Linked DNA regions of Homo sapiens: region 2 is linked to region 1. Evidence: chromatin loops called from intact Hi-C (ENCODE). Cell type or tissue: heart left ventricle. All regions are shown on one strand. Each heading gives the region's core, and the rest is flanking DNA. Links, peaks and the distances in the headings are about the cores only. Region 1 overlaps SOX2-OT (SOX2 overlapping transcript). Region 2 overlaps SOX2-OT (SOX2 overlapping transcript).

Region 1 (17,039 bases), core at 5,510-13,509:
TATACATGGAAGCATATAATATTTTTCCTTTTGTGTCTAGTTGATTTCAGTTAGCAAAATGTTTTCAAGGTTCACCCCTGTTCTAGCGTATCATTCCTTTTTTTCTGGCTGAATAATATTCCATTGTACAAATATACCACAGTTTGCTTATCCATTTATCTGTTGATAGATAGTTGAGTTGTGTGGCCTTTTGGCTACTATAAATATTACTGCCATGAACTTTCACGTACAAGTGTCTATTTGAGTTCCTGTTTTCAATTATTTCAGGCATACACCTAGGTAATAGGGGTGGAATTGCTGAGTCATATGGTCATTCTGTTTGGCTTTTTGAGGAACCTCAAAAACTGTTTTTCACAATGGCTGTACCACTTTATATTCCCACTAGCAATATACATGGGTTCCAATTTCTTCACATCCTTGCCAACACTTGTTATTTTCTGGGAAGTGTGTGTGTGTGTGTCTGTGTGTGTTATAGCTATCCTAGTAGGTGTGAAGTGGTATCGCATTATGATTCTTATTTGCACTCCCCTAATGAATAATGATATTGGGCATCATTTCATGTGCTTATTGATCATCTGCATATCCTCCTTAGAGAAGTATCTATTTAAGTCCTTTGCCCATTTGTTAAATTGGGTTGTCTTTCTATTATTGAGTTGTACGAGTTCTTTCTATATTCTATATATTAAACACTTCTCAGATATATGATTGGCAAATATTTAATATTTTCTCCCATTCTGTAGGGTGTCTTTGCACTTTCTTAATAATGTCCTTTGATTCACAAATGTGTTTAAGTTTGATGAAGTACAATTTATCTGTTTTCTCTTTTGTTGCTCGTGTGTTTTGTGCCATATCTAAGAATTCGTTGCCAAATCTAAGCTCATGAAGATTTATCCCTATGTTTTCTTCTAAGAGTTTTATCATTTTGGTTCTTATATTTAGGTTGTTGATCTATTTTTAGTAAATCTTTGTATATAGGATAAGGTAGGGGCCAAACTTCATTGTCTTGCATGTGGAAATCTAGATGTCCCAACACCATCTGTTGAAGAGATTATTATTTCTTTATTAAATGATCTTGGTACCTTTGTCAAAATAAATTGGCCATAAATGTTTGGGTTTACTTCTGGACTCACAAGTCTACTCCATTGGTATATATATTTACCTATTTTTATACCAGCACCATACCGTTTTGATTTCAATGGCTTTTAAATCAGAAAATTAAATTTTAAAGAGTGTTTTTAAGTCAGAAAGTGTGAGTACTCTAACTTTGTTCTTCTTTAATAGAGATTGTCTTAGCAACTCAGGGCCCCTTGCAATGCCATATGAATGTGAGTGTAGGCTTTCTCATTTCTGCAAAAAAAAAAAAAGCTATTAAGATTTTGATATGAATTACATTGAATCTGTAAATAGCTTTGAGCCATATTGACATCTTAGCAATGTAAATCTTTCCATGAACATGAAATGTCTTTCCATTTATTTAGGTCTTCTTTAATATAGTTCAGAAATGTTTTCTAGTTTTAAATGTCCAAGTCTTTTACCTCCTTGGTTGAATTTATTCCTAGTTCCTTTATTCTTTTAGATGCTATTTTAAATGGAATTACTTTCTTAATTTCCTTCCCAGACTGCTCATTGCTCTTGCACAAAAACACAATTGATTTTTTGTTTGTTTGTTTTTGTTTTGTGAACTGACCTTGTACTCTGTAACTTTCCTGAATTTGTTTATTAGTTCTGGTGGTTTTCTTGTTCATTATTTGGGATTTTCTATACATAGAATCATGACATCTGTGAATAAAAATAATTTTACTTATTTCTTTCCAATTTGGATGCTTTGTATTTCTTTTTCTCATCAAATTACTCTAGCTAGAATTTCCAGCACAATGTTGAATAGCAGGGGTGTCAGTGAATATTCTTCTCTTTCTCCTGATGTTAGTGGGAAAGTTTTCAGGCTTTCGCCATTGCCTGTGATGTTAGCTATGGGTTTTTCATAAATGACTTTTTTCATGTTACAGAAATTTTCTTCTATTCCTAGTTTTCTGAGGGTTTTTATTCTAAAAGAGTGTTGGATATCATCATGTTTTGAGTAGACAATAACTGGAACAGAAAATAACTCTTTGCTTGGTCTCTGGTTCTCTTATCATACTGAAATTTATGGGTCATTGCTCATCTAACAGGAACAAGAATTAGACTTGGCCACAAGAGGGAATCACTTCAGATTCTGGCTAGTATTTGATATATAATCTTTGCTGCTGACCTGTACAGTTCTGCATTCTTAGATCATGATTTATGTCACTTCTGCCTATGAATCCAGACTATACACATGCCTTGGCCCTACACGTGGGACCGGGTCTTTTGACTCACCACAAACACTCTACAGTCTCTCATCTCAGCCCTAATCACTACATTGACATTGAATGCATGCAGAACCCCAGTTTCTACAGTAAATGATTCCTTCCCACCTTCCCCAAGCTGTGGCCCGTTGCTCAGTCCGTCATAATCTACCAAGCCTTAAGTCAACCTCTCAGCATGTCTTGTCAAGCCTCTATCTCTCTCTTCCCCAGGCTTTCTGGGCATTCCTGCTAACTTGATGGTTGTGGTCACTCTGCCTTGAGAGCCTGTCTCCACAGAGTTCTCACTGTCACTCACACATCACCACTTCCTAGTCTCTTCTCTGGGCTGATCCAATAATAAACTCCAGCCATCTTTGATTTCCACCGAAAAAAACCTCTTCATACAAGGTATATGTGTAGAGCAGACCACTAGAGGTTTGGGGAGATGGTCTGTGTTCATAGCACAGTAACAACAAAGCAGAATCTTAGATTCCATCATTCTTAAAAAATACCCTCAGCTATCTGTGCTGCTTGGGGGTGCAAGTCTCCCACAATATTGCATATGCCCTTCTCTCTTTCATTTCACTGCTCACTTTATTATGCAGAAAAGTTTAGCTCTTTTTTAAAAATCTATTCTAAAGTAGATTCTGGCAGCCCCATTGCACATCAGCAGACTTATTCTTGTGCTATGTCTCACTCTTTGTTCTTCCCTCCAGCCACAGGAAAAGAGCAGAATAATATCGATGTTTTCCCCTACTCTTATCAATTAGCCTGCCTCCCTTAGAAGAGGAAAAAGGCTGCAGTCATCTTGGGTTTTAAATAGCAGGGTCTCTCTCTCTCTCTCTTTCTCTCTCTCTCTCTCTCTCTCACACACACACACACACACACACACACAAACACATACACACACACACACATAATACAGTTTGAATACTTAAATACCTTATACTAAAATATAAGATATTGTATATAATACCCTGATCCCATAGTCTCCAAACTGTGTACAGAGGTGGCCCAGGGCACCACAAGTGAATTCTCAGAGGTGTCATGAGATATTTTATATTTTTGAGGGAGTCAGACACCATGCAAACTACCAGCTCTAGGTGGTTCATAGTTTTAATGTTAGACCATACTACATTCCTTTTGATAATTTCATATCTTTGCAACGCTGAGTTTTCTGTGGTTGCTTTGATAAAAAAAAGAAGTAACATTCTAAAATCAATGTGTAATAAGAAATTAGAATGTTGGGAACCGATCTGATTCCAAGGATTGAGAAGTTTTGCAGTGGTCAACTGGTATAGACATCCCATTAGTAAGTAATTACAAATATTTTGGAATAAAATATAAATATTTTTCTTCATATATATACACACACATACACATGTACATAAATATATATTTATATGTAACTTTTTAAAATATTACTAAGTTCTTAAGACTTGCTTTTTAATAAAATATTAAAACCTTAGGACTTTACTATTTAATAAAAGAATCTACTAAGTATTTCCTTTGGCCTGGGATGTTGTGAAAAAGATACCAAGAAAGTCTGAGGAACTTTGGCTCTACTTTTTTATACACATGACAACTAAAAAAAAAAACAACAACATATTTAACATTACAAAAAAAAGGTAACTAGAGTAACTAATACAAACATCTAGGGAAATCATTACTGTAGAAAGCATTAATTTATGAGAACATTATTGTAATTAACATTACCTCCTTTTTAATGTAAGTACCTGAGAAACTTTAAAGGGCATTTCCATTTGTGCTGCTATAGCAAAATATCTGAAACTGGGTAATTTATAAATAATAGAAATTTATTTTTTCATAGTTTTTGGAGGCTGCAAAGTCCAAGATCAAGGCATCAGCAGGTTCCTTATCTGGTGAGGGCCCAATCTCTCATTCCAGGATGGCACCTTGCTGTGTCCTCCAGAGCAGATGAACATTATATTTTCATAGGTGGAAAGCAGAAGGGCTAAAGAACAAAAAGGGGTGACAGCTCCCTTGAACTTCTTTAACAAAGGAACTCAACCCCTTCATGAGGGATCTGCCTCATGACTCAGTCCCTCCTAAAGGCCCACCTCTTAACACTATTGCATTGGCGGTTAAGTTTCAACATATGAATTTTTGAGGGGACACAAACGTTCAAACCATAGCAGGTATAAATCAGGAAAGTCTCTGGAGAAAGTCAAACACTAATTAATAAAATTGTTTGGAGAAACAAGCCACTATGGTTAGTTAAATCTTTCTCATCAACTGAATGTTAATGAAAAATCTTATGTTAATCCTTTTTCTGAAAGTTTAAAAAAAAAACATGTTGGCCATTTGTCTGTCTTTGTATGTACAATTTGCTAAATATAATTTAATTTTCTTTTGGTGACAAAGTAAGTTAATAGGAGGTTAAATTATTTTCCCAGTGCTAAAACAATAGTGAGTGGCAGAACCAGCATTTGAAACCAGACATTCAGGCTCAAGCACTTGGATGCTGAGCTCCTCTCATTAGCATCAGGATCTTTGGTCTGATCAGCAGTTATTTCTGGACCATAGGTGTTGGAGGTATTAAACATTGGCTTGAATATTACTTAATTAAAGGACACCCCCCTGGAATTCAATTTTTGAAAGTACTAGTGGAATTGTAAAAAAAATAAATAAATAACTAAACTAGAAGTCAGAGCCTTAGGTTTAAATGCCAGGTCTACCACTTCCTGGCATTTAAACCTTTTTGATCTCATTACCTTTCCTATAAAGTGGGTTGTTGTTACAATCAAATGAGACAATACATAAAAGAGTTCTCTGCACATTGTGAATATTGAGCATTAACATCATTTCTTTTTCTTATTTGACTCTTTCTCCTAGAAGTGGAGTGTAGAAAGAAAAAAAAGGCTGGATATGGTAGCTCATGCTTGTAATCTCAACATTTTGAGAGGCTGAGGCAGAAGGATCACTTGAGCTCAGGAGTTCAAGACCAACCTGGGCAACATAGCGAGACCCCATCTCTACAAAAAATAAAAAATTAGCTGGGCGTGGTGGCATGCACCTGTAGTCCCAGCAACTTGGGAAGCTGAGGTGGGAGGATCTCTTGAGCCTAGAAGGTCAAGGCTGCAGTAAGCCATGATCATGCCACTGTATTCCAGCCTGGGTGACAAAGTGAGACCCTGTCTCAAAAAAAAATAAATAAAAGAAAGAAAGAAAAGAAAAATAATAATAAAATAGAGAGTCAATTACGTGACTCTGTCTACTCTATATTATAGTTATTCACATACATTTCCCCCGCTATATTTTCTAAGTCACGCTATATTTCCCATCACCCCCTGAGCCCGTCATTAACCTTTGCAATTCTCATTTGCTGAAGAATAGTGACTCATTCATAATTTTAAAAAGAATCAGTGGAAAGCATAATTGGGTTAACCCAACAATTCTGCTTCTAAAAGTACATACTAAGGCAGTCTTTCCCAAAGTGCTAGGGGGGAACATTAATTATATGAGAGATCAATGAGGATCAATACGTTTGAAAAATGTCATATATTAGATTCCACCTTAGAAAGTCAATGTTAATGGGCATATGTATTAAATGCTCTGAGAAATACTGCAGGAAAGAAGTTCGTTCAATTTGTTCTACCTCTTCATTTTCGAATTCATTGATCACCCTCCTCCCCACCAACAGATGATTTTTTACCTAACAGCTATGTTATACTGTTTAAGAGTATGAGCTCTGGAGTCACATTGCTGGGTTAAAATTCTGCCCAGTACAACTGTTAAGCCATGTGACCTGACTTCTCTAATCCTCACCTCTCTCATCCATAAAATGGAAATAATACTAATCAAACTTTAAAAATTTGCGAGTATTGGATAAGAAAATGCACGTAAAACACATACTAAATGTTCAATACATTTAGGTAAAGTTGTTAACATTACTCAAAATTAGTGTTTGTAGACTATAATTTGAAAATGCCATCGTAAGTAAACAGATAAAAGAACAAAAATGCATATACAAGTAATTGCTGAGGGTCTATAAAGTGCTACTGAAAACAGGAAATTTATTGTAAGGCTTCCAGGTAGCATATGTCTGTGAAAAGGAAGGAGATTATTTGCAATCTTGGCAATTTGAGTTTTCATTCAGTTAGGAAGGACCAGGCAGCTGCTGTGGCCATTGCTGGGATCTGCTGATGTCTCTGTAGATGTTTGCAGGCACACAGATGGTCCACAGGACAAAGGAAAAGCTGGTGCTCAAAGACAGATAAAGGAAAGGCAGAGAGAGAAGGGAGTGCTGACTGCTGCTGCTCCTCTTACCCCGATCAGTGGAAGGGAACACCTGTATCTCCATTAATTCAGTCTCCTTCCTTAGCTCATGGAGAGAAAAGATGTTCTTCTTAGAAGGTACTATTGTCAAAGAAAGATAAATCATATTCTCTATCTTTAAAAATAAAGTAGAGAATTATGTAGTAAAAACAAAAACTGATTTTCTTCTAAAATACAGGGTTAGGTAAAATCATAAAAGAAGACAATACAGAGTAATACAGTAGGCTTCTTTTAGGTTGGTGGGTTAGAAAATTCCTAAGGAGAAATTAAGCAACTAATCTTGCTGTTGTTCATGTATTCGTATGACTATTACTTTTCCATACAGCAAAGTATTTTACATGCTACTGAAAAACTTTAATTACAAAAACACTTCAATGTAATTAATAACAATTTCTTCGCATTTACACAATGGGAAAATGGAAGATTTTCTCTATGTTAATGCATAGTTGGCAAACAAATAGTTAGTTATACTTGACTGTAATAATCAAATAGACCTTTTGTCTTAAACAAAATGAAATATTACATTTTCTACAATGTACTTTGGCTACATGCTTTTCTATGATTAAGCTGTCTCTTCAATGTGTTAGTCACACAATTCATACCTGGATAAGGTTGTATGGCTCATCAAGAAATCTTTATGTGACACAGAGTTACATAAGTAGGCTGCCTGATGTATTATTTCTTTTCTGAGTGTGATGATGAGCATTTGATTCATTTGTTCATGTCTCTCTAAGAATGATTTATCAATGTCAATGACACTTAGATATCTGACAGCAGTTAATGTTGCTTTAAGTAAATATGGCAGCCCTACTAAAGGTATCCAGGGAAAATATTGCTTCTTATGTGGATAAGTTCATTTAGTTAGTGACTGAAACTCTAACAAGTCAACCTCAACAGCCTATTGTATTTTTTGTAAGCAAACTGGAGAAACTCTCTGGAGTACACAAAAAGTATTCCCTCAGTTCAAATGTTACAGTTGTATAAATCAACTAGCAGAGCCAAGAAAAGTAATGTAAGCCTGAACTCTTGGTTTTTTCCTTTTTTCTTGCATGCAATAGCAGTTTGGTGTTTTGTTCTGACATTAAAAGCATCTTAAATTAGAAACTACTGTTTTTGTACAAATTAACGTATGTAATTTTAACTATGGCATCTTTTTTAATTCATTAATATAATCAGATATTATGCCATCTTCTGATAGTTCTCTCTTGAATCAGATCAATCTCAAAACTTTGCTCTTGCAAAGTGCTGCAGAAGTGAAGCCAGCTCCTTCAGCAGGATCTGTTTGGCTGCCCAGCCTCACTGATGTGAGGGAAGGGAAAAACAGGCAGTATAGAAGCCTCTCCAGGTGGGAGGGGCTCAGAAGTTGATAGGTACAACCTCACAATGTCAGAAATTGGAATTTGTTGAGATTACAGGTGAGGAGATAGTGCCATGTTAATTTTTTTTTCTTGGAAGTTAGTGCTGCATGCAAACAATCATGGATGTATATTGGTACTTATTCAATTGTCACTGAAAAAAATGTGTTCTTATTGCATTCTTCTGACCAGAAGGAGATTTTTCAGTGGGCGCTTTTGCTAGGGCTGAAGAAATATGAATCCTGTCTTTCAGTGTCCCAAAAATACCAATATATTTTATTTCTTGGTCTTTTGTTATCTGTTATTCTCTTTCCTTTTTACCTTTTTTATTTTAAATACTCTCAAGGTATTTCTGGGTTGAGGAAAGTTGACTCCATGCAGAAATCAAAATGTATCACTCTTAATTTCCAAAGCAATTGCATTTATCTGTAGGCAAATACCTAGAAGTCAGGTTTCTTTGACAATTAAAAAAATAATAATGGGTAAAAACATTCAAATAGCATAAAGGGCTTCTGTGGCACTGTGTTCTGTGTTGTTGCAGCATATTAATACAGAACTCTTCAGAGTCTTAATTCACTTCAGCAGCCCCTGTAAAAATTCATGCCAGAGAGTGGGAGAGAAGGTTGGCAGCCAGAGGACTAGAAGCCAAATGCTTCCTCACTGGCAGTGGCATCTGGATAGGAGGTTGGCCTGCCTCCGGGACTCTTGGCCAACAGCACTGTTGTCTATACAGACGGCTGTGTATCTGTTCAAGAGTCCAACAACTGTGTGTGTGTGTATTTTGGTAAGCTATTATTTCTGGGCCAAAGATTTCCATGGCATTTTTGCATCTGTTGGCACCAATTCTATATTTGGCTCCCTTCATTCCCACCCGCTGCTACTTTTTAGTTTTCTGATCAAAAACATTGCACATAAATGGAAATGTATTAAGGGGAGAAAAAATATTTTTAAAGATTTTTCTTAAACCCAACAAAGCATATATAGACATGACATTGACTTTATTCCAGACAGGACATTTTCCTTTCCACAAGCTATGAATAATGTTAAAATTCTAATCTCAGTGCATTTTTCTTGATCCTTTAGATAGAATCTAATTATAGAATTATCAGAAGTTACTTTAATCAGCAATATACTGAACCATTAAGAAATGCAAAGTCAAGCTACTCTTTCAACGTTTCCAAAGGAATAATCATTTTATAATTTTATAGAATATAGTTAATGCAATATGGTACCAAGAGTTGCCAAACATCCAATCAACTGGCTTGTCAAAATCCTTTACTGTGCAAGGTTACAACCTCTTAGCCTTTTAAGGTTCTACTATCCCAAACTTATTTGTTTTGAGGATATTTCTACACTAATTCAATTCAACTAACATCTCTTGGATGGTCCCTTTATGTAAAATGCTGGGGGATGCAAAATTGAATAAGATGTCTGCCTTAAAGTGTTCTTTTTTAATGAAGAAAACTGAGAACAGACTTGTCAACAAGTAACAAGAACATCAGAAAAAAAGACATAAAAGTCAATGGAGGTCCAAAGTACATTGCAGCACATACCAGGAATGTGGCAATAAGGAAATGAACTCCATTTTTATGTGTATCTTCTGGAAAAATTTTAGTTGAAATTAGTGTTCTAAAACTGGAAGGGTCCATGGGAATCATGTAATTCTGAATCTCTCCTCTACATTTTATTGATGAGGACACTTATTTGGTCATGGTCTCACAGTGATTAATACTAGGACACAGATCCAGTTCTCTCAATGTTACTCCTCTTGATTTTAGAATTAAGACATACTTAAAATGAAATTTGCAGGAAAATCTTTTAAAATGCCATGGCATAATTTCATGGAATAATAATGAACAGTAAATAATTCCCATGACTAGGGAATCACTATGTGATGTAAATGAGAAATGGAATAGAGTTCCTGCAATCACAGACATTTCTCTTTGGCTAGAGTGGCTAGAGCAGGACTCCTAGAAAGATCACTCAAAAATGACTTATAGAGGGCTGGGAGGCTCATGCCTGTAATCCCAGCACTTTGGGAGGCCAAGGCGGGTGGATCACCTAAGGTCAGGGGTTCAAGACCAGCCTGACCAACGTGGTGAAACTCCATCGCTACTAAAAATACAAAATTAGCCGAGCGTGGTGGTGCATGCCTGTAATCCCAGCTACTTGGGAGGCTGAGGCAGGAGAATTGCTTAAACCCAGGAGGCGAAAGTTGCAGTGAATTGCATTTTTGCCATTGCACTCCAGCCTGGGTGAGAGAGCGAGATAAAATAATCTTCTGCTCTAATTCAGCATACCAAGTGCCATGTCTATAGGAACAGAATATTCCTATCGTATTTCTCATTGACAGGTTAATAAATTAGATTTTTAGGCTTCTGCATCAACCTTGTGCACTTAATTAATATGAGTTCATTCCTAAAAGATCTGTTCTTGAGCAGGCTAACATTAGGCTTCTGCGTGTTTATGATGAGGGTCACAGTTTAACACCTTGCTTCTCAAAGTATGGTCCTCAGGCCAGCAGCATCAGTATCAGTAGGTAGCCTGTTGGAAATGCAGAATAGACCTACTAAATCAAGAATTTATTGTCTAACAAGATCCCAGACAATTTGTATGCATTTGTCCCGGGTATTTCTAAAATTTGAGAAACACTACTCTCGAGCAGGAACAAGCAAAATTTTTCTGGAGAAGACCGAATAGTAAATATTTTAGGTTTTGTAGAATATATGGTCTTTGTTGCAACTACTTAACTCTGCCGTTTTAGTACAAAAGCAGCCACAGACAATATGGAAACCAATGAGCATGGCTATGTCCCAATACAACTCTATATGGACACTGAAACTTGAATTTCATATAATATTTATATTGCAAAATATTTTTATTTTTTTAACCACTTAAAAACCTTTCTTAACTTGCAAGGCCTTACAACAATAGAGGGCAAGCCAGATTATCCTACTGGTAATAGTTTGCCCATGCTTTGCTCTGGACCAGAGAAAACTCCATTAGGATCAAGTCATCCTATGAAGTCAGGCATTCCCTATTGACCCATCCCCAATTCCCATGTGCCAAGTGAGACTTTTCCTCTTTAAATTTCCAGAGATGGGCTGGGTGCGATGGCTCACACTTATAATTGCAGCACTTTGGGAAACTGAGGCAGGAGGATTGCTTGAGCTCAGTTCGAGACTAGCCTGGGCAACACAGTGATACCTCATCTCTACTAAAACGGAAAAAAAAAAAAAGGTGTGATGGTGCAAGCCTGTAGTCCCAGCTACTTAAGAGGCTGAGCTGGGAGGATCACCTGAGCCTGGGAGATCGAGTCTGCAATGAACCGTGATCATGCCAGCGCACTCCAGAGTAGGTGATAGAGTAAGACCCTATCTCAAAATAAATAAATTTTCAGAGATAGAATACCTTTTTTGTTTTTATCAAACTTGATAAAGTATAATTCAATACTTTTAAATAATTTAACATTTAAATTAAGACATTATAGGACTACAGGAATTCTGGAATATAGATGCAGAACTTGATAGAGAATTAGCTGATTCTCTGGGAACTGTAACATAATTTGGAATATCAATGTTCTAGTCAAACAAGCAATTTCCACTTTGTTTCATGTGGTTACCTGGGTTCTCTGACCACAAGCAGCAATGAAGAAGTGATATACCAATGAACCCTACTACAACCATAGACTCATATGCACCAAGGATGAGCAAAGTTTAGGTAACAAAGTGCAGAAAGAAGCAGGCATAGACTACCTATTACCTAATTTTTAATCCATGTTTATATGTCCCAAATGGCAGGAATATTTGGTCTCTTAACTCCCCGTCACCATTTGTGCAGCAGGATATCCACTTGGAAGCATGCCACAATCACCAGTCAGCCCTGCCACCGCTTAGTTCATCTGTCAGCCACAGAAATATTTTGGCCACCATCACTGGGTTTATTTTTTCCAGTGAGATAAGGCAATTGACCCTGCACTTCTAATGAGTGGTATAAAGTAAGCTGATAGATTCTGAATATCATTCTTACTGACTGAATTATTAGATCTTTTTCTCCTCAACTGGATTAACAACAAAAAAGTGTTTCAATCATGATACTTTAAGTAACAAGTTTAGATAACAATAAAGCTCCCATATGTGATGTATGTAAGTTTCTAGACATCCATTTCACATTAATAGTTCTATCATCTGAAGGAATGTTTACTCTTTTTATTGTCATGACACAAATTTCTAATTTTATGTATTTATCCCCAGTTCTAAAGTTTGAAGACACACACATAATCACCTGAAGAACTTTTTTTTATTTTTTTTTAAGACAGTCTTGCTCTGTAGCACAGGGTGGAGTGCAGTGGCGTGATCTCGGCTCACTGCAACCTCCACCTCCTGGGTTCAAGCAGTTCTCTTGCCTCAGTCTCTCAAGTTATCTGGGACTACATCTGTGCCACCATGCCCGGCTAATTTTTGTATTTTTAGTAAAGGGGTTTCACTGTGTTGGACAGGCTGTTCTTGAACTCTTGGCCTCATGTGATCTTCCTGCCTCGACCTCCCAAAGTGCTGGGATTAGAGGCATGAGCCAACGCATCCGGCCCAGGAACTTTTTAAACATGCCCATGAGCAAGGGGCTCCCCAAAATGAATAGAAGCAGAGTACCTAGTGGTGGGTCCTGGCATCTCTATTTAAAAAAAAAAGTCTACCTCGCTTGACCAGTTGCAACTTTTGTGCCTCTAAGAAGTATCTGAATAGCTTAGAGTAGCACCTTGGGATATCGACTACCCTGGGATATTACTAATCTTAGTCTTTACTCAGGAACAAATGAGCGTAATCTTGTTTTGCTTTTTAATTTTCATTGTTATTTTGGAGTCTGTGGAGAAAAAAAATAATTTAATTGGTGTTAAAGCAGTTCATCATATGAAACAGAATATGAAAATAATCTGACTATTCAATTTCAAACTGTTGTATTAATAGTAATTAAATTGTTAATCATTGAGCCATGTCTATGCCAGGCACCATGCTAGGGTGCTTTACATACATTATCTCATTTAACCTTCTCAGTAACCGCATAATACAAGTTGGAAATGCCCTCACATTGCACTGCAAAAATGGAAAGATCAGACAGATTAAGTAACTTATCCAAACTCACAGCTAGTTAGCAGGACCACAATTTGAATCTATGTCTTTAGGATTCCAAAAATCCACAATTTTAATCTCTCCATATATAATTCAAGAATCCAAAAGAACCACAGTTAAGGCAAATAGCGTCTTTGACTATGACCTAAAAACAAAAAATAAATTTAAAAAATAAAATAAAATAAATTGGGTTCCTTTCATTACTTACACTTTGCTTGCCTGTGCACATAACTCGACTCTTGGTTAATCACCAGTTAGCTCAAACAGGTTAATCACCTCTTGACCAATCTGTTTGAAACTGGTCAATTCAGTAGAAACAATCAAGCTGGCAGCAGTTTTGAATAGCTGCCTCAGGAAAATGGTCCCTTCAATTCTGGATTGAGACATGGGGTTGGGATAACTCACACTGCCAACGTTTCCAGGGAAAATATCCAATGCAAGGAAGGAAGAAAGAAACAATTAAAACTAAAAAACAAGCGAACATCACATATCTATATGTTTGTGACTATGGTTTTTAGCATAAATATCCCTTAATAATTATTGTACATACATGTAAATGGGTATAATGAATATATGTATGTATGTGGATATGTATACACACACACATACACACACAGATTACTAGCAGGTGAGCATAAATTAAACCAAGTGTGAATCCTGTTATTTTTTAGTCTTTCTTCCACACCTGGTGAATTTAAACCCCTATAGGTCATCTTGTCAAAATACAATTTAGTTCTGAAATAAAATAACAGAACGGGAACAAACACGATCCATTAAAACTCACTGCCAATGTTGCCAGATAACTACAAAAAAATAGAGTGTCTCAGACAGAAATATCAATAACTTTAATGCGTGCGATTTGTTAACAGGGAAGAAAACAAGCAAACTTGCTCTCCGCTGACTGTCACTAATATTTATTCGTCCAGTGACTGTTAATCAAACCAAGTTTACAGTCCCGTACAGCACCTGTCACAGGTGCTGATCATTAATCAGCTATTACAGCAGTTTATTCTGCTGCTGACAACTCGCAATTTTCCACTGATTCAGCTAGTTTGTCAGGTGGGAATTATGGCATAGCGCATGTGACAAAACACATCACCCTTTTTTTTTGCATTTTCAGGCTTCTCTCTCCTGCTTTCTCCCCCTTTTTAGACAAACAATATCTGGGAACTCAGAAGTAATAAGGCGGAATGCATAATTAATTACCCAGCTTGCTCTAATTAGGGATGAATAAGTTGTGTCCCTCTCATCATCACAAATGTGGTGATGGGTAATACCAGTTTATGCTGTATTAACTGCAAATATGCAATCCTTCTGAGAGCACTTTTGTTGATGAATTTGATGAATGTGACAATAATTAGCAGAGACAGATGAGAGCTAAATTACTACTGACAATGTAATGCTATCCTGCTCGAGGGCCTGGGAACGTGGCAGGATAACATGGCAGGGACCTGGGCCTCGTTTCTAATTAATAGTCTTTTTTTCTTTTTCTTTTTTTTTCTTTTTTCTTTTTTTTTCTTTCTTTTTTTTTTTTGCCAGTGGGGGAAAAAAGGAGTAACGGTAATTGTTTTCCTCAAAGGCTGCAGGGAGTTATCAGGGTAATAAAGTTAATTAGCAGAACAAACATCCTTTCACTGCCTTACCAGTCTGAGGAAAAGAGGGTAATTCAGACTGCAGAAAGATATGACTAGATGGGATGATAAGAAAAGAAATCTTACACAGGAGGCCAACAGAGAATGATTTTCTCCCTTCATTTATTTGGCTTGATGCATGGAAAGAAATTAGACAGCCTCTTCCTTCAGGTCACAAAGTTGCTCATGTAAAGGACTTTATTGTTATGATTTTGAGTTTGGGAAATAAAGTTAGCTTAGATAAACTCCACTGTTTACTTCTTTCTTTTCTAGGTAGTGATAGGTTTGTTCAATTTTATCTTTATTCAAGTGCATTTTCCTAATGTCCCAGACGTAGAAGTGAGTTCTAATATTTGCCAAAGAGAACATTTGGCTGCACTTTGACTTACAGAAATCTGTTTTGTTCTCTGAATCTTTTGGAAAAAGTAAGAAATTGTTCAGCAATTTCCACGAAGTAGTACTCTTTATTTTCCTGTGTAAATTTAAAAATCAAAATGAGATTTTTTTAAATGTATATAATCTAATTCTATTTTTGTAATCTCAAAAGTCATCTTTATTAAAATGTGGCAATATTGTCATTTCTGTCGTGGCATTGTAGATATATGAGTAATCAATCAAAAAGGTGAATAGTTCAATGAATCTCAGTTTTACATATAGCTGTATTCAGTTTGGTCACATTGCTTAACATAAGTAGATTCAACATAATGGGAAAACATCCACCAGACATTCTGAAGACTTTGCAAGTTTATTTTTTCCTATGAAGATCATAAGTGGTTGGCCCCCTTCAAACATCCTACATCTGAAATGACTGTTTAGTATGAAGTAAATAACACTAGGATGAAAGCCTGAAGCTTTCTAAAATAATATCCACAAGGAGGTGTCTATGATTTTTACTCCTTTTAGGTACATTTCCAAAAATTTTCATTTTATGCTTCATAAATCATTACATATCTAAGTTCTACATATTTACCATGCATATAAATGTGCACACATTCATTTATTGTTAGAGCTAAATGAAACACCTTTCACATGACTGTGTGTTTAATTCTAAGTTAAGAACATAAGGAGTTAAGTGGTGAATTTCTACTTCTGTGTTTGACAGTATGGCACCAGGCTGACTTTTCAACAGAATCCTATATGGATAGACTTCCATGAAAAATGGGTGAAACTTCTAACAAAATGGCCTTTATTCCTAATATCCACATTACTAAAGTACTGTACTAGTCCCTAAGGACAAAAGTAGTATAGAGGACATAACACTGAACTGACTGAGTTGTTTACTGGCTGTGCTACCACATGTGTATGACTTGCATTGTCCTGTCATGTCCCTTATCGTTGATTTGCTCATCTATAAAACTGGTTACCCTGCCCTGCCAACCTCATAGGATTGCTATCGAGCATACACACACACACACACACACACACACATACACACACACACACACTCTGTCTCTCTCTCTCTCTCTCTCTCTCTTTTAGATTGCTATGTTTTACCTTGTATCCTTAGCAGCATTTTTAATTTTTTGCCATATAATCAAACTTTACCTTTACGTAGAACTAAAAGAAGCATTCCATGCTACTTTCCAACAACGTGTAACATTTTAAAACAAGTTCACTTACCAAAAGGGAGACAAACTGAAAGAAGTAACACAAAAATACAAATGCAAAATTGCTTTTTTCTAGAAATGGTCTAAAATTTTTATTGTGAGAGAAAGAATAACAGGGAACACATTTGTTTGTTTCCTTTGGGACCTAAGACAAACGTATTGAATATTCTGGTACTTTCCCCTCTAGCCACTACTTCCTTCATTGGACTGCAAGGTATTTCTGTTTGGAAAAGTAATGGAGTCCAGTCAACTTCATTGATCGCCAAGGACTGTCAAAATTATAAAACTTGCTGTGGAGCTCTGACATGCCAGAAGCCGCTAGAAAAAGAAGTTTGACATTCAGAAACTTATCAAGAGGTTCTACTCTTTGGATAGAGACCAAAATCATACTTTGAAGTAAGTAGTAATTTCCAATATTAGCCCATTGGGTGAGCTAAAAATGCCTTAGTTAGATTTGCCAGAATTAGAGATTACATTTGTTAGAATTAGGGGTTCACTAATTAGATGCCCTAGGCACTAGCCATATGTACTATTGGTATTATTATGAATCTTTAGGAATTTAATTCTTTCTTTGCCTTTTTTACTCTGAATTCCTAAATCATTGTTTGAAAGAGTATTTTGACCAATGCCCAGTTTATAAGGGTTCTGGGGCATTTTTGCTTCTTGTATGAGTTCAGTGGAGTGTTAGTTGGCTAAC
Region 2 (17,039 bases), core at 5,446-13,445, 190 kb before region 1:
AATGCTGGGCCCTCTCTTTAAAAGGGTCCAGGACAGTCACAGAAACTCAAATGTGGCTGTCATATTGCAGCCTCCTGTTTTTCCCAAATATACTTGTTTTTTGCTCATCCATTGAATCAATCAATAAGCATTTACTGAGTACTTACTATGTGCTGGGCACAAGGCTGGTGGAGATACAGTAGTGAAAAAGACAGACAGGGTCCCTGCCTTCATGGAGCTTACAGTTTAATGAGGCGATAGATAGTAGGCATAGAATCATATAAATACTGAATTCCAAATAGCTATTAATATTATAAAGAAAAAAATTGAAGTTTATTTAAGAGTATAGAAAGAAGACTTAATCTGGACTATGGAGTCAGGTGGGTTTTTTTTTTTTTAATTAACCTAAAGCTAAGCAATTAAAAGTGAGTAGAAAGTAGCAGATTAAGAGAAGAGACAAGAGACATTTAGATAGAAGGACAGTCAGTGTGGAGGCCCCGGCTATATTCAAAGGGCTCAGAGAAGGTAAAGATGAGAGGCGGTGAAAGATGAGTCTGGAGAGTCAGCCAGGGATCATTAATTTTGTTGTTGTTGTTCTGTGATAGTATTGCTTGGATTCTTGTAGCCTGTTTTCTCCTCCACTTTTTCCTATTTTTGACCTTTTGTTTCACTGTATTCATTCACTTATTAAATTCTTTTATGACTCAAAGCTTTGGTGAGGAATACTTGACTTTTCCATGAGCTATGTTTTCTTCCAGGTTGGGTTTTTCACCTGTCTTCAGTATGCTATGCTCTATCATTTGTTTTTCTCTTCTTCTTTGTTAGATATTCATGGATATGTTTATTTGCTGTATCTTGTTTGTAATGCTGCCTTGCAATTTCTACTCTTGCCTGTGCTTAACATAAGCATTTCTGTCCAGACATTCATTTACCCTCAATTTGTATGGCTAAGTTCTTCTTATTTCTTTCCCATTGTATTTCAGAACTATTTTTTTTTTCCTCTCCCAGCTACAATTAGAGAGTTGGAATACTTCTCTTTGGTCCATTTTTCTGTAGTTTGAAAGTGGTGAGGTGAGGGAGTAGTAGAAGAAAACTATTCTGTGGCCTTGAATGACAGAACTTTGCTCTTTTTCCTAAAATCTCATTAAATGGCCTACCCAGAGTTTATTCTACCGTCACAGCAGAGGCCCTACATTTCAGACCTTGACCCTTCTTCAGTGTGGAAACCAAGAAAACAATAGCCTTGGTGCTCACCTATGTCTGCTGAGCTCCTTGGATTCACACCAGAAGGTTTCACTTTGACTCTTTCCTGAGCAACCCACTCATCTCAGTCCACATCTCTACTAATTGGGGGGCAGTAGTTATTAATGAAAATTCCTGGGATTTGCAGACTCTCCCTTTCCAGCTTCTGCAAGGTGAAAGATTTGTTGCAATGGTCTTCTGCTTTTTCTTATACATTATTTTTGAAACATATGGTGTATGGTTGTAACCCTTAGCTAGTTTGTTTGCTGTTGACAATTTTTGGAAGGTTTTATTTTGTTATTGTTGGTGGTTTTATTTTACTATTTCAAGTGTTGTGATAGCAATATTTTGCAATCGGGCTTCATTTCACTGTCTTTATTTCCATATTTTCATCTTCAAAATGCCACTCTAGATTCCTCATGAAAAATGATTGAAAGGGTAAATAGAGATGTAAGAAGTGAATAAATTTAAAGTGTGTTTTGGAAACAAAAATCAACAGCACTTGATAAAGTGTTAGATGAGATGGTGAATGAGAGGATGGCATACTGCAGGAAAAACTGGGTGTATAAACAATTTCTAAAGACTTGTATCATATTTTCACCTTGAAGATCTTGGCCAATATTAGTTCACAATTCAAACGAGAATGAGAACAAGTATGTACTGAGTCATCAGTGCCAACTCCATGCTAAATGCTTTTGTTATCTCTTCAGTCCTCACCAGATCCCTGAGAAGGATCTCTATGTACTCTGCCTCCCCAGTTGTGATAGAAATGACACATTGTGGAGGACAGGGAGGGCCAGAGTAGGGGGCAGTGTGTACAGCTGGAAGCAACCCCATCATCCTTGCTCACCACCAGGCACTTTCATTGACTCCACCTCACTTCATCCTCATGACTACCATATGAAATATATATTCTTACCTCTGTTTTTTCTAATTGAGAAAACCAAAGATGTTAAATTAACTTGTTTGAGGTTATTAAGTTCATAGATGGCAGAGGCAGGCTTGAAATCTAGGACTTTTGATTTCTCCATACCTGTTTTGTTTGTTTGTTTGTTTGTTTGTTTGTTTGTTTTTTACCACACTCTAATGTATTATCAAACCCCTCTGCCACTCTGTGGGTATGTGCATAACAACACATTTGATCATCATCAAGCCCGTTTTCCGTGGTTTGTTGCACATCTATTTCTAACTCATAAACACAGTTGTAAAATGAGTCAACCTGAGAGAAATCAGACTTGTTTACTCATTTTGCAGAAATCTGGGTTTGGAGGCTTTCATTACCCCAAGGTTAGAAAAAGAAGGCTGCTATTGTAGTGATGCAAATGTGGTTCATTGTTCAAGTTGGACCGTATCCAGCAATGGATTCCATAAGCACCATGGCACTTTCCTCCTTTGCCCCCATTGGGTCTTATCTCCTTTATCCTGGGAGTGTTTGTGGCATCTTCACTTCTATTGTTGAGCTATAGGAAGGAGAGGGCTCATCTCAGCACTTCATTTGACAAGTCCAAAAGGAAATCAACAAAAGAATAAAAAAGTGAAGTGGCCTTATCACCCTACTCCCTCCTTTGGAGACATTGCTGCAATGAATACTTTTCCACAACCTGGACCTTTGGCCTTCTCACATGCACTCTAATTTTCTCCTGGGGCACAGAGATGAAATCACGATGACTTCCCCTGGTGGATGTGCTCAGAGTGGTTTTACGGGTCATGAATTAGCCTATCTGGGGAGAGAAGATCAAAAGTAAAATTATAAGTCTAGAGTTAGTAACTTAAAAGTTCTAAACGTGTGTTTGTGTGTACATATGTATATTATATAAGAGGGTGCCTTTGATGTCTAATCTGAATGCTATGTCAATGTATTTGTTTATAATTAGGCCAGACAAAAACAAGATAGAGAAATAAAGTTGTCACTGCAGGTGGCTACTGATGTGTGACAGTGTGTTCTGCATCAAATCAAATGCTGAATAAGATTGAAGAGGGGAAAGGCATAGAGAAAAAGGGGAGAAGACACTCTTGCAAAAGAAGGGAGAAACAGAAGCAATAGCTCCTTACATTTCCTCAGAAAGGGAGAGTGAGAAAGCTTGATTATTTTCTAGGAAATGGTATGTAGAAAGGTTTGGCAGGAGGTGAGTTTATGAGGGAATTTGAAAGTATTAAAGGGAAAATTACTTCTCTGAAAAAGCAAGAAGAGTACAGAGACACAAGAGCCAAGGAGAAGAAAGTTTTGTTATGAACATGCTTGAAGTTTTGCCGACATTCTGGACATATGTAAACAGAGTGCTCAATGGAACATCTGTCTGCTGCAGGTAACTTTCTTTTATGATATATTCACGTATGGTTTGCATTTTGTTTAGTTTCGAAGTTTGTGAAACATCTTATAAAACATTCCTGCTAAAGCATGGGTACAATGTGGACATCAGGAAGGCATGCTCAGTAGAAGAAATAGTAGAAACACAGGTAAAGACAGTAAAAAAAAGGGAATTGGAATTACAAGAACAGTGAGGAGTTCTGTTTCACTGGAGTATAGGATTCTTGATGTGGACTAGAACAGGAACTAGTCAGAAATTAGATTGGAGCAGCATCATGGAGGACTTAAATCTTAGTGTGAGATGTACAGTTTAGAATTTGTTCAATAGATAATTTTGTTCTGAGAACCCAGTGCAGTTTTGAGTGGATGTGTGACATATTCAAAGGTGTTCGCAGGTGTCTCATGCTCTAGAAAGAAGTCAAGATTAATGACAACAATTTCAGTGCCTTTTACATAGAGGTCATATTTGAAGGCTTGGGAGAGATTATGTGGTCCAGAAAGAAAACATGTTAGAACAGAGACTTAAAGAATGTTTACCCTTTTAAATAATCAGGATAAGAAAAGAGGCCATTGATGACAGAGGAGAAAAAGAATCTGGATTGCACATTATCGTAGGAGCCAAATGAACAGAAAGTCTTAAGAAGAAAGGATGGCCAGGCGTGGTGGCTCATACCTGTAATCCCAGCACTTTGAGAGGCCGAGGCAAGTGGATCACCTGAGGTCGGGAGTTCGAGACCAGCCTCACCAACATGGAGAAACCCCATCTCTACTAAAAATACAAAATTAGCCAGGCATGGTGGTGCATGCCTGTAGTCTCAGCTACTCAGGAGGCTGAGGCAAGAGAATCACTTGAACCCAGGAGGCAGAGGTTGCAGTGAGCTGAGCTCACACCATGGCACTCCAGCCTGGGCAACAAGAGTGAAATTCCGTCTCAAAAAAAAGAAGAAGAAGAAGAAGAAGGAAGGGTGTTTTCAACCATACTAAAAGCTGGGAGTGTGTGCACATTAAGGAGAATGTAAAGGGAGAACAGTTCATGGGTCTTGGGAATTTGTTGGTTCAAAAAGCATGATGAGTTCAAGACCACAGGGAAACACAGGTGTTGAGAGGTATAAACCAATTCCTTGTTCCATTTCTGTAAGGACTTGGAAGAGATCAACATGTTAGTAATTTAACAGAGGGGAAAGGCTCTTCTGGGTCAACACTAAAATTTTTAAAAACATACTTAACGTTAAGATGTTTTAGGGGAAAAAGCGATGAATGCTGCTGAAAGTCAGCAAGAGGCACTATAATTAGAAGTCATATCTAGAAACAAACATCTGAGAGGCAGTGGATTTGTCCTTTTGCAAGCTCTAATTCTTCTTTTTTTATTTGTAGAGTGGTTTTTCTTTAAAAAAAATTTAAAATAAAAGAATGTAGAGTAGAATGAGAATGATGAGGAGATGGACCATTCTGAATTTGACATTTTTGCCTTTTGTGGTCATAGCTAAGCCTAAGTAAGTATGAGCCTGAGGCTTTATTTCCTTGACTTCTCTGCCCTACTAATCAAGGGCTACGTATTGAAAGTGCTGAACAATGGAAGAATCGGAAGAGGGAAACCCTTTAGGACTGTACCTTTTACTCTATTTATGTCTATCCCCAAACCTATCGAGGCCTAACCCCTTCCATTATTCCCACCAGTCAAGCACTATTAGCGGCCTCCCTTGTTCTTTCTCATGCAAGGAAGGAGCTACAGATATGTTGGCTTACAGTTGACAACTTAGAGGATGATGTTTGATGTTGAGCCTGTACTTTCTTTTTTTTCTTTTTTTTTCGAGATGGAGTCTCACTCTGTTGCCTAGGCGGGAGTGCAGTGGCGGGATCTTGGCTCACTGCAACCTCCACACCTCCCAGGTTCAAGCGATTCTCCTGCCTCAGCCTCCCGAGTAGCTGGGATTATAGGCGCGCACCACCATGCCTGGCTAATTTTTGTAGTTTTAGTAGAGACAGGGTTTCACCATGTTGGCCAGGCTGGTCTTGAACTCCTGACCTTAGGTGAGCCACCCACCTCAGCATCCCAAAGTGCTTATACTTACTTTCTGAATATAAAATAAACTTGTCAATTATGTGGTTTTTAAGAGAGAGACAAGGGACCTTTAATAAAAGACACTTCTGAGGAACGTTTTCATTGTGTTAATATTTTAAATTACGGTTTAGTTTGGAACACATTCAGAACCTATCTCTACATCGTCTTTGTCTATTGAAAGATTTATATGTTTGTATATGTACGTGTATTTATTCACCGTTTCATTTTGCAGGAGTAAGACTTGTGTGGTTGGCCTCAGTCTTTCCACAGACATCTTGTAAGAGGATATGGTTTCCCCAGTCCCTTTGAAGTTACATTTGGCCGTATGACATGTTTTGGCCAATAGAATGTGGGTAGAAGTAGTGTAAAGCACTTTCAGACTGAAGGCTTAAAGCCTAGTATGTAATTCAACCCACTTCTCTTCCCTCTATCATGGCATCTGGTAATTCCCCAGATGGCAGCTTCTGTATCTGCCTGATCCTGGAGGGAGGACCACATGGAACAGAGATCCCAATCAACCCATCATTGACATATAGCTTGAGAGAGAAACATTTTGTTGTAATAAGCCACTGAGATTTGTACCTGTGGTACAGCTTTCAAGAACTTGTTCTTATGGGTTTAAAAATATTCTTGATTCCTGTGACTGAGTCATATTCTTGGTAACCTTCCCAGCCTCCAGTCCTGCTACCTGCTGATACCAAACAGCTGCCTGCCTGCTTTTTTTAGCATTTTATTCTGCATAATGTGTTGCAAGGCTCCTAACTGCTTATGTCACCCCAGTTTTATATTGTACTTATCTGACCCTTGCTTATCTATTACTTGTTACTGCACTTTCCAGAGATCCTCTTCCCTCTCATAGCCTGGACTACCCAGACCCTATATGTGTGCCATCCCCTAAGCATCTAGCTCACCCCAGTGTTTTGCTTTTGCCAGTTTCTATGGAATTAGCAATGCCCAACAATGTCTCTTGATGTGATTAACCTAAATGACTCTAAACTAATTGAGGGTAGGGTTCATGTCAGATTCAACACTGTAAATACCTCCTGTCTTAGAACAGGTGTTCTATAAACATTAAATGAATAAATGCACACTTGTATCGAATTTCATTAAAATTTATTCGAGTTTATTCAAATTAGAGAAAGATTTCCACCTGTTAAGTAGATTGGCTTCCATTGTGTTTCAAATTAAACCACAAATTAAATTTAAGGTAGAGTGTCTTTTGGTAAATTTTATCAAAATCATTCAAATTTTTTACAAACAAAGCAAAACCAGTCATTGCTGTCTGATTGGACATCAAGAGGTAAAACCATTATTTTTGCAAGCTTTTGCAAGCCATTTAAAAAATCTTTAGTAATTCAGTATAAGTAACTGCAGAACATACCTCTGGTACATCATATTCCATCTCATTGGCCCATCTCTGATTTCAGCTGTAATTAGAACAGACAGTTCAGTGCAAATGCTTGCCTTCTGCTTTTTGCCTCAGGCTATTTTCCAGGTAGGAGCCTTCTAGCAAGGTCAGAAACCAGGAAGTGTTGGTCTTTACTACCTCTTGGAGGAACCCTCAGCCAATGGATGAAGGGAGACACTGAATGCATCTCAGGCATTCTGAGTACTTTCCAGGTGGTCTGGCAAATCAAACCCGTTTTCCACAGCTAGAAACTTGATATTGAACCTTTATATTGACCTTTCTTTTTTCCCATCTATCACTCTCCCAGCTCCCTGACTCCTGTTTCCTGGCTTACCTTCTTCATGCAAGTCCTTATTTAAGACTCTCCTTATGGGGGAACCCACACTGAGAATGTAATACTCTTATCTAGTCAAGTACACAAATCAGCCTGTCTTGTATAGATCTTATCTGTACTTATTTCAAAGTGAACGTTTTGTGTTTTTAAATCTTCAGTCAATTACTATGCGCCTACTATGTGTTCAACACTGTGCAAAGTCTTATGAGAGAACACATAGGAAAAAAACATGAGATTTGCAGTCAGATCTGGTTCTAGTCTTGGCCTTGCCAAACACTATCTAGTACTTGGCAAATTACTTAAATTCCCTAACGCTTGCCTATAGGTTAGAGATAATAATAATGCCTCTTTCTGAGGAATGGGGAAAATATTGCCAACATTGTAATTATTAATGATAGTATAACACATGTAGTCTGCATTATCAAACTTATTGTATAATTATAGAACATCATCTTGCATTGCTCCCTACATAAACATACTGAAGGCATATAAAGGTTGCAAATGCATTGAAACCCTGTGGTGTATTTTTTATGTTTTTATGCTCAAAAATACATAACAGTGCTGAATACATATTAGTCAATTAATAAATTAATGGTTGAAAAAATTATAAGATCCTTGTCTAGACAAGTGGCACAATTAGGGTGCTCACCTTTCATTTTGGGTTATTTGTAAAGTGTTTTCTAGGTACTTGATTTATATGTTAAAGAAATTGAATATTGTTAGTTTTATAATTGTAAATAGAAATCAGTTTAATCAGTTTGTGTGTTTGTGTTTGAGAGAAGGAGGGAAGTGAAAAGGGAGAGAGAGAGAGAATCAATTTGACAATGACTGTTTACTTTTCCCCAAGAAACTATACCTTTGGTGGTTAAGGGAGGATGAGGTAGGAGACGAACAGTAGCATGCAGAATAAATCACTGTCAAGTGTTAGTTCATTTTAAGAACCCTCGTGAAGTAACTTAGTCAAGGTTCAACCTTGAAATTTGAACTAATTGATTCAGATGGCTATCCTAAGAAACAAAGCCAGCAAAGGCTAATGGGATAGAGGATGAGAATCAACATTTGTGCCATTACAATAGGTTGACCTCAGGTAGTCAATTTTCCAAGATATTATTGAAGTAACTTGGAATTTCCAAAGAATGCAGTGCTGTCTGGAACCACACAAAAACTAGAAATGTGTCTCTTTCGTGATGGAAAACAAACGTCCTTAAACCATTCCCTTCTACCTGGTGGGTTTATCTTTGTGGTCTCCGCTCTCTGTGAGCAGGAACACTTTACAGACATTGGCTGAGGTCTTTGGACCAGAGTTAGAACCAGGCTTTAAAGTTAGAGGGGTTGGTCCTTCCCTGTGGGCAGAGCCCCAAGCAGCAGAGACAGACTCATTTCTGGCTGTAGCACTTTTTGAGTCTGGTCCTTGGTAAGAGGAGAGTTGGGAGGAATAGACAAATTAAAACAGAAATAATTTAACCCTGATGTCAGGCTTCCCAGATTACTGCTGGTGGTATGTTAGAACATTTTAAGTGGTTTATAAATGAACAATTCTTACTTTTAAAATGTTATATGTTTATTTCAATGTTTATTAAGTACCTTCTATTTATAAATAATTGCAGTTATGGAAAATTAATTAATAAAAAGGAGTGAGCCAACACAAGAAATATTGACTGCTGTTCAAAGGGTGAGATTCATATGATGTGTGAGATGATTATAGGTGCTATAGCGATAAATATTTCTTAACCTCTAAAAAATTATACCTAAAACCTTTGATAGAAACATGAATAAAACTGTCTTAATTCTTGTTGCTTTATAATAAGTAGTGATATCTGGTAAAGCACATTTTTTCACTTTATTTTTATTTTTCAATGTGTCTTAACTATTCTTTTGTTTTTATGTTTTTTGTTTTTTCCTTTTCATGTCAATTTTAGAATAAGCTTGGTGCGCTGGCAAGCTGACTCTCGGGGGAAAAAATCTTTGATTTGTAGTGTTTGCAAATTTCCATGGGGGTAACCACTCCCACAGTGGGTGATTTCAAGCCACAGTGGTTTAATAATCAGTTCAAAGATTCCTGAATATTCAACAGTCGGGTCCCGTGATTTGGTGTGAGCTAGTATGAACTGGCGCACCTCATGAGTTGGTATAAGCTAGCTCCTACACCCCACCAATAACCTTGGCCAGCATTACACATGTACATGTGCACACAACACCACTGTAACTATTTTTATTTGGATTGCATTGAATTTATAGAGGCTTGAAGAGAATTGACATGTTTACTATAGTGAGTTGTTGAGCCCATGAACATGATATATTTCTGCATTTACTTAGGTCTTCTTCAGTTTTTCTCAGTGATACTTTATCAGTTCATTTTTCCTTTCTTCTTCGTAGTCTTTTTTCGTGATGTCCTACTCATCTTCTTTATATTTATATATAATATTTACATATAATATATGTATATTTATATATAATATTTACATATAATATATGTATATTTATATTATATTTACATATAATATTATATGTATATTTATATTTACATATAATATTATATGTATATTTATATTATATTTACATATAATATTATATGTATATTTATATTATATTTACATATAATATTATATGTATATTTATATTATATTTACATATAATATTATATGTATATTATATTATATTTACATATAATATATGTATATTTATATTATATTTACATATAATATATGTATATTTATATTATAGTTACATATAATATTATATGTATATTTATATTATAGTTACATATAATATGTATATTTATATTATAGTTACATATAATATTATATGTATATTTATATTATAGTTACATATAATATTATATGTATATTTATATTATAGTTACATATAATATTATATGTATATTTATATTATAGTTACATATAATATTATATGTATATTTATATTATAGTTACATATAATATTATATGTATATTTATATTATAGTTACATATAATATTATATGTATATTTATATTATAGTTACATATAATATTATATGTATATTTATATTATAGTTACATATAATATTATATGTATATTTATATTATAGTTACATATAATATTATATGTATATTTATATTATAGTTACATATAATATTATATGTATATTTATATTATAGTTACATATAATATTATATGTATATTTATATTATAGTTACATATAATATTATATGTATATTTATATTATAGTTACATATAATATTATATGTATATTTATATTATAGTTACATATAATATTATATGTATATTTATATTATAGTTACATATAATATTATATGTATATTTATATTATAGTTACATATAACATTTATATATAAATGTAAACTTTTTAAGTTTTGTTTTTTAAATATTTGTTGCTGGCATAAAAAGTGTACTTCTTTTTTTTAAAAAAAGGTTATATTAACCTATAGTCAACGTTCTTCTGTAACCCATATATACATTTTGAAATTTTATATATACCTTTTTTTGGATTTTTTTAATGTAAGCAGTCATACTTTTGTGTGAATAATATTTTTATTTTTTCTTTTTAAATCCATTGCTTATATTTCTTCTTGCCTTGTCACATTGTGTACCTATACAATGTTAAATAAAATGAGTGACTGCTGGCATTCTAGTCCAAATTCAGATTTCAAAGTAAAAGCTTTCAACATTTACTATTAAGCTGATGTTTTCATATAGAAATTTTGTTGTTGTTTGACTTGTTTGTGTTTATTTGTTTTTTTACATGCCCTTTATTGAATTAAGGAAGCTCCCTCCTGGTTTAGTTTGCCAAGGGTTTTTACTTATGAATTGTTGCTGAATTTTATCAAATGCCTTTTCTCCATCTAGTTAGATCATATGACTTTTTTCTTTTTTATGCTAATGTAAAGAATTACACCAATCACTGTTTTAATATACCAATCTCAAGTTCCTAGGTAAACTAGTAAGTGCATATTACTGGTTTCAGTTTGCTAGCAATTTGTTTGAAATTCTTATATCTATAGTCATTAGTGTGATTATCTGTAATTTTTTCTCTTAATATCCTTGTTAGATTTTAATATCAAAGTTATTCTGGTCTTGTTAAAGAAGATACAGTATGTTCCCCTTTCTGTAGCCTCTGGAAGAGTTTGAATTTATTTCTTCCTTAAATGTTTGGTTGAATTCACTATTAAATAAAAAGAGTAATATGAAAGAGTATAGGACTATTCAAGTTTTATATTTCCTCTTGTGTTAGTTTTGTAAAGTAATATTGTTAGACATTTTCATTGTCAACATTTTCAAGTTCATTTGGGAAAAAGTTGTTCATGATCTCTTGTAATCTTACAATGTCTATACAATCTGTAGTGATGTTTTGTTTTTATTACTATTTGTGCCTTTTCCTTTTTTCTTCATTAATAGCAATGTACGTATTTGGATTTTACTAATTTTCTCAAAGGAACAATACCTGAATTTCATTGATTTTCTCTATTGTTCAGTTTCAATATCATTGCTTTCTGCTGTTAACTTTATTTCTTCTTCTTTCTATTTTCTTTGGATCTTGTTTTGTTGTCTTCTAATTTTTTGAGATAGATGCATAGTTTATTGATTATGAAATTTTAAAAAATACATACTTCCAACACACTAAAGTTTTTTCCTACATGACTTTTGCTGCATCCTAGATATTTTGATATTTAGTAATTTCATTATTTTATAATAATAATAATAGAGACAGGGTCTCACTGTGTTGCCTAGTCTGGTCTTGAACTCCTGGGCTCAAGCGATTCTCCTGCCTCTGCCTATTATTTTATAATTTTCAATATGTTCTCTTCATTGAATCATGGCTTACTTGAACACGCAAGAATATTCCAGCAACATTTTTTTTTCAATTTCCAACTTAATTACTTTGTAACCACAGATATACTCTATAACTTCAGTTCTTTAAAATTTGTAGAACCTCAATTTGTGGCCAATTATATAATAAATTTTTGTAATGTTCCAATGTACTTGAAAAAATGTGTATTTTTTAGGTTTAAAATATAGCCTTTTATGCATATTAATTAGGTCATTTGCTTTCTGTGTTATTCTACTGTATCCTAATTGATTTTCTGTCTGCTTGCTTAATTGTTATAAAGAGATACATGTTATAATCTTACACTATAATTGTGGGTTTCTCTATCTCTTTTTGCTGTCAATTGTTGCTTTATTTGAAGGCGATTTTATTAGATACATACAAATACAGAATTGTTATCAAATGTCCTTTTAACTTTTTGCTTAAACACCACTTTATATGATATTATGGTTACACTGATTTTTGTTTGGCAAATATTTTACATCCTTTTATGTCTATATATTTTATACATGTCTCTTGTAAACAGAATCATAATTTTAAAATGCAGTTAGTGATGTTTGTCTTTATAGGTTTAGAAATTGGAATACTTAGTCTGTTTATATTTATGTAATTACTGATATGTTTGAACTTAAATCTACCATTCTGTTGTGTCCTTTCTGTTTCCTTACCGCTTTGCTTTTTTCCTCTTTTTTCTAGCCTTTGTTTAGATAGATAATTTTTCAAATTATTCCATATTCCCTCTATTTCCTCAAAAGCTATATACTCTTACTATTCTTTCTGTAGTTAGTCTAGAAATTATAGCATATGCTTTTTACTTATCAAAATCTAATACTAACTGGTTATTTGAAACTCTACCCAGATGATGCAAATAGATAAAAAATATTAGAATAATTTAATTTTATTTATTCCTATTTTAATTTGAATAATTTAATTCCATTTATTCTCCATTTTGAAATAAATATCATTAGTTTGTATTTTATGTATACATATTAAAAACTCAACGAAACACTGTTGTGATTCTTTGCATGGTCAATAATTATTTTGATTTACTCACTTACTAGCTGTTGTGGCCACACGTTAGAAGTGGGATGGCACCTCACCCAAATTTTGGTTTGGAGGTTGAAAGTGATTATGCTACACACATATCAAGAGAATATGAAAAAGTTTATTAGTCTGGGGAGAGCAGGACAGACCTCCCAAATTAGTCCAAAGATATCTTGAGAGATTAGGAAAAGGAGACTGGTTTTTATGGTAATTAGAGAGTAGGTCTGGGATGAGGGTTCTTCTGCATAAGTAGAGGTTTGCATGGTTTAAATATTTCACTGGCATCAAAGGAGGGAGTACCCAGGCTTTTTTATTAGCTTGCTCAGACGTGGAACGGAAGAAGAGGGAGGGAATGAAGCTTAAAAGCTTTCAGCAGTCAAACATCAAAACATGGAGCCAGACGCCTTATTACATTAGTGTTTCCATTGCTTTTCAATTCTTCCTACCTTTCCAGGCTTTCCTGTGGATTGTTTTCCTTCTGCCTAAAGAATATTGTGTAGTATTTATTTTAACATGTCTGTTACTGGGGAATTATCTCATGTGTTAATCTAAAAAGATGTTTTTTTACCATCAATTTCAGAAGATATAAAAATGACAGATGTTTTCTTTAACACTTTGAAGATATCATTTCATTGCTAGGTGAGGTCCTTTGTTTCTGCTGAGCAGTTAACTGTCTGTCTATTGTTGCCCTTTTAAAGATAACGTCTTTCTATGACTGACTTTAAAATTTTTTCTCCATTTTGGGGTTTCCACATTTTTATCATTTAGCATCTCAGTGTAGATTTGTTTTTCAGCTATTCTTCCTGGTATTTGTGTGGTTCTTAAATCTGTAAATCTGTAGCTTGATGTCATTCTCCAGTTTTAGAAAGTTCTCAGCTATTCTCACTTCAAAATTTGTTTCAGCCTGATTATATCTCTCCTCTTTTTCTTCAGCCTTATTTCTCTCTTTTCTTTTTAGAACTCAAAATATTAGAAATTCTCACTGTATCCTCTACATCTTTTACCTTCTTCTCTGTATTTTCTATCATTTTATTTTGACAGATATTGCTGAGAATATTCCAGTTAAGTATCTCCGTAATTGTATATGATCTATTAGACCCATCAATTTAATTTTTAATTTCAGTTCTTGTTTTCAGATTTAGAGTTTCTGTTTACTTTTTTCTTTGCAAAAAAAATTGTTAATCTTGTCTTTTATCTTCTAGAACATGGTAAGCAAATATATTTTATTATATTATATCATATTATTATTATTTTGAGACGGAGTTTCACTCTTGTTGCCCAGGCTGGAGTGCAGTGGCAGAATCCCGGCTCACTGTAACCTTCGCCTCCCAGGTTGAAGTGATTCTCCCACCTCAGCCTCCGATGTAGCTGGAACTACAGGCGCCTACCATCATGCCCAGCTAATTTTTGTATTTTTAGTAGAGATGGGGTTTCACCATGTTGGCCAGGCTGGTCTCCAACTCCTGACCTCAGGTGATCCGCCCGCCTCGGCCTCCCGGAGTGCTGGGATTACAGGCGTGAACCACAAAGTCTTTGTCTAATTATGACAATTTTGGAAGCCCTTATGGAATAATTCTATTGCTGGTGGTTTCTGCTAGGTTTTGCTCATCTTGTCTTGCTCCTCATTGAGCTGTTTAAAAAAGTTGTGCCAAACATTATATTATAGCTTAAAATTGCTTCTAGAAATAATTTGGTGCCCAAGATAATGTTATTTTCCTTCAGAAAGGCATCTGAGGGATTCTGCAAACCATCCAGGGGTACAAGCCCTCCTGAATGCCTGAAGGCTCTAGCAATCTGGCATTATTTTAATTTTACTTCAAGGATTAAGATAATTCAAGACTGAGCTGCAAGAACTTGTCTACTTCCTGTTTACCCTGTTCCTTAAAATATATTCCTTTGTGGTTTTATCCCCAAACAGGAGTGTTTATTATGTCTACTCATCATCTTTCAATAAGATTAGCCCATAATTTACCCTTTCTATATTGCTTTTCCCTTCACACTTGTTTTTAATATAAAAACTGTCTTATTATGTTATATATATAGTACTTTTTTTTTTGTATTTTACTTTGGACTAGAAACATTTCTTAAAACTTGTAAAACCATATGCAGCTTCCAGACCCTAAGCCATCCACTTACTTTGCCACTTTCACTTGAAATTTTGACATTTTTGTTTTGAAAATGTTTTGAAAATTTTGACAAATGTTCTAAATTTAGACAAACAGCCCTATCATATAACCTTCAATCAGAGAACTCTATAGGGTTCTAAATCAATTCCTATATTAAACTTATAGTTAAAAAGAGAAATCAGTAAGAAAAGTACCTAAGAGATTCCAGCCAACTGAAAAACAAGGATAAGAATTATCTGCTCCTAAGTCATATTCTTTGTTTTTGATGCAACCAAGTTGTTTGCTAGATATATATCCTGTTACCTTATTCGCTACCACCTCTGAAAACTGTTGCATCGAAGCCTTGCCCATACCAGTGTTCTATGAATAATTTTGATATTAAAAAGTTTATAGAAGTTGCATCATAAAAAATAAAACAGAAGACAAAGCCAAAAATTGATCATTTGAAAAGATCAGTAAAACAGATATGCCTCTAGGAAGATTAATTAAGAAAAAGCAAAATGAGAAGGGACAGATAAATAAAACATAAGGATTAAAAAGAGGATATAACTATGGATAAAACAGAAATTTAAAAGTAAATAAGAGGATACAGTGAAGAACTTTATTCTAAGAAGTTTGAAGACTTAAGTAAAAGAAGAGAAAATTTAAAATTTTATTTTATTGGAACAGACTCAGAAGGACTGCAGAACTACATAGGTCAATGGCCATACAAAAATTAAATCAACAATCAATAATCTTTAGAAAAAAAAGAGACAGACCTAGGTTGTTAAGTATCTTCTGATGAATTTGTAAGCAACAGACAATTCCAATTTTCTATCCATAGGTTACAAAAATATGAAATGCTCATTAACACATTTTATGAAGCTGGTATAGATTTAATATTGAAAACAATGATAAGGGGTAGAATAATACAAGAAGGGCAAATTATAGGCAGATCTCCCTCAAATATGCTAGGATCCTAAATAAAATATTCTCAAACTATTTCCACCCATATATAAAAGATTAAAAACCATTACCAAGTTAAATATATCCATAAATATAAGGTTAATATAATGCTAGAAAAATATAATATATATAAAAATATATAGTTTGTCATGTTTACAGCATAAAGGAGAAAAAGAAAAAACTACAACAAACATGATGTTTAATGGTGAAATGTTGAAAGCATAAGTAAATCAGAAAAAGAAATTAATACAATACAATAAAAGGCAAGAGGATTGGGAAGCAAGAAACAAAGCTGCTCTTATTTACAGGTGATGTAACTCTTTAAAAATAAATCTGAAACAAACTTTTTGTATTAGTAGGGGATTTTGGAAAGGTTACCAAATATAAGATCAATGCGCAAGAATCTATTCCATTTTTAAATAATTAGAAATTATAATTTTGGCTGGGTTTGGTGGCTCATTCCTGTAATCCCACCACTTTGGGAAGCTGAGGAGGGAGGATCACTTGAGCCCTGGCATTTAAAGCCAGCCTGGGCAACATAGCAAGACCCCATCTCTACAAAAAATAATAAGAAAATTAGCTGGGTATAGTGGCACACACCTGTAGTGCCAGCTACTTGGGAGGCTGAGATGGAAAGATCACTTGAGCCCAAAAGGTGGATGGAGGCTACAGTGAGCTGTGATCACAGCACTGCAATCCAGCCTGGGTGACAGAATGATACTCTGTCTCAAAAAAAAGAAAGAAAGAAATTGTAATTTAAAAAT

Evidence for each region. Peaks named below come from ENCODE experiments on the same cell type or tissue, not always from the same donor. Only the 100,000 strongest peaks of a DNase experiment are listed, where the experiment ranks them.
Region 2: a loop joins it to region 1, with 2.4 times the contacts of the local background. A loop is called at or near these places in 4 of 110 quality-filtered maps.

What each region holds. Positions count from the first base shown.
Region 1 is chr3:181,547,191-181,564,229 of GRCh38, forward strand. SOX2-OT (SOX2 overlapping transcript) reads left to right here. Exons shown (of 7, transcript NR_075092.1): 4 at 16,530-16,738. Among named protein-coding and RNA genes, the nearest start is that of SOX2, 160 kb to the right of the region's middle. In heart left ventricle, for the core only: no CTCF peak of the experiment used is centred there; a DNase peak (open chromatin) is centred at 8,671.
Region 2 is chr3:181,356,289-181,373,327 of GRCh38, forward strand. All of the region lies in intron 3 of SOX2-OT (SOX2 overlapping transcript), which reads left to right. Among named protein-coding and RNA genes, the nearest start is that of SOX2-OT, 310 kb to the left of the region's middle. RefSeq lists an enhancer at 3,195-4,394. In heart left ventricle, for the core only: no CTCF peak of the experiment used is centred there; no DNase peak of the experiment used is centred there; H3K27ac peaks cover 825 bases.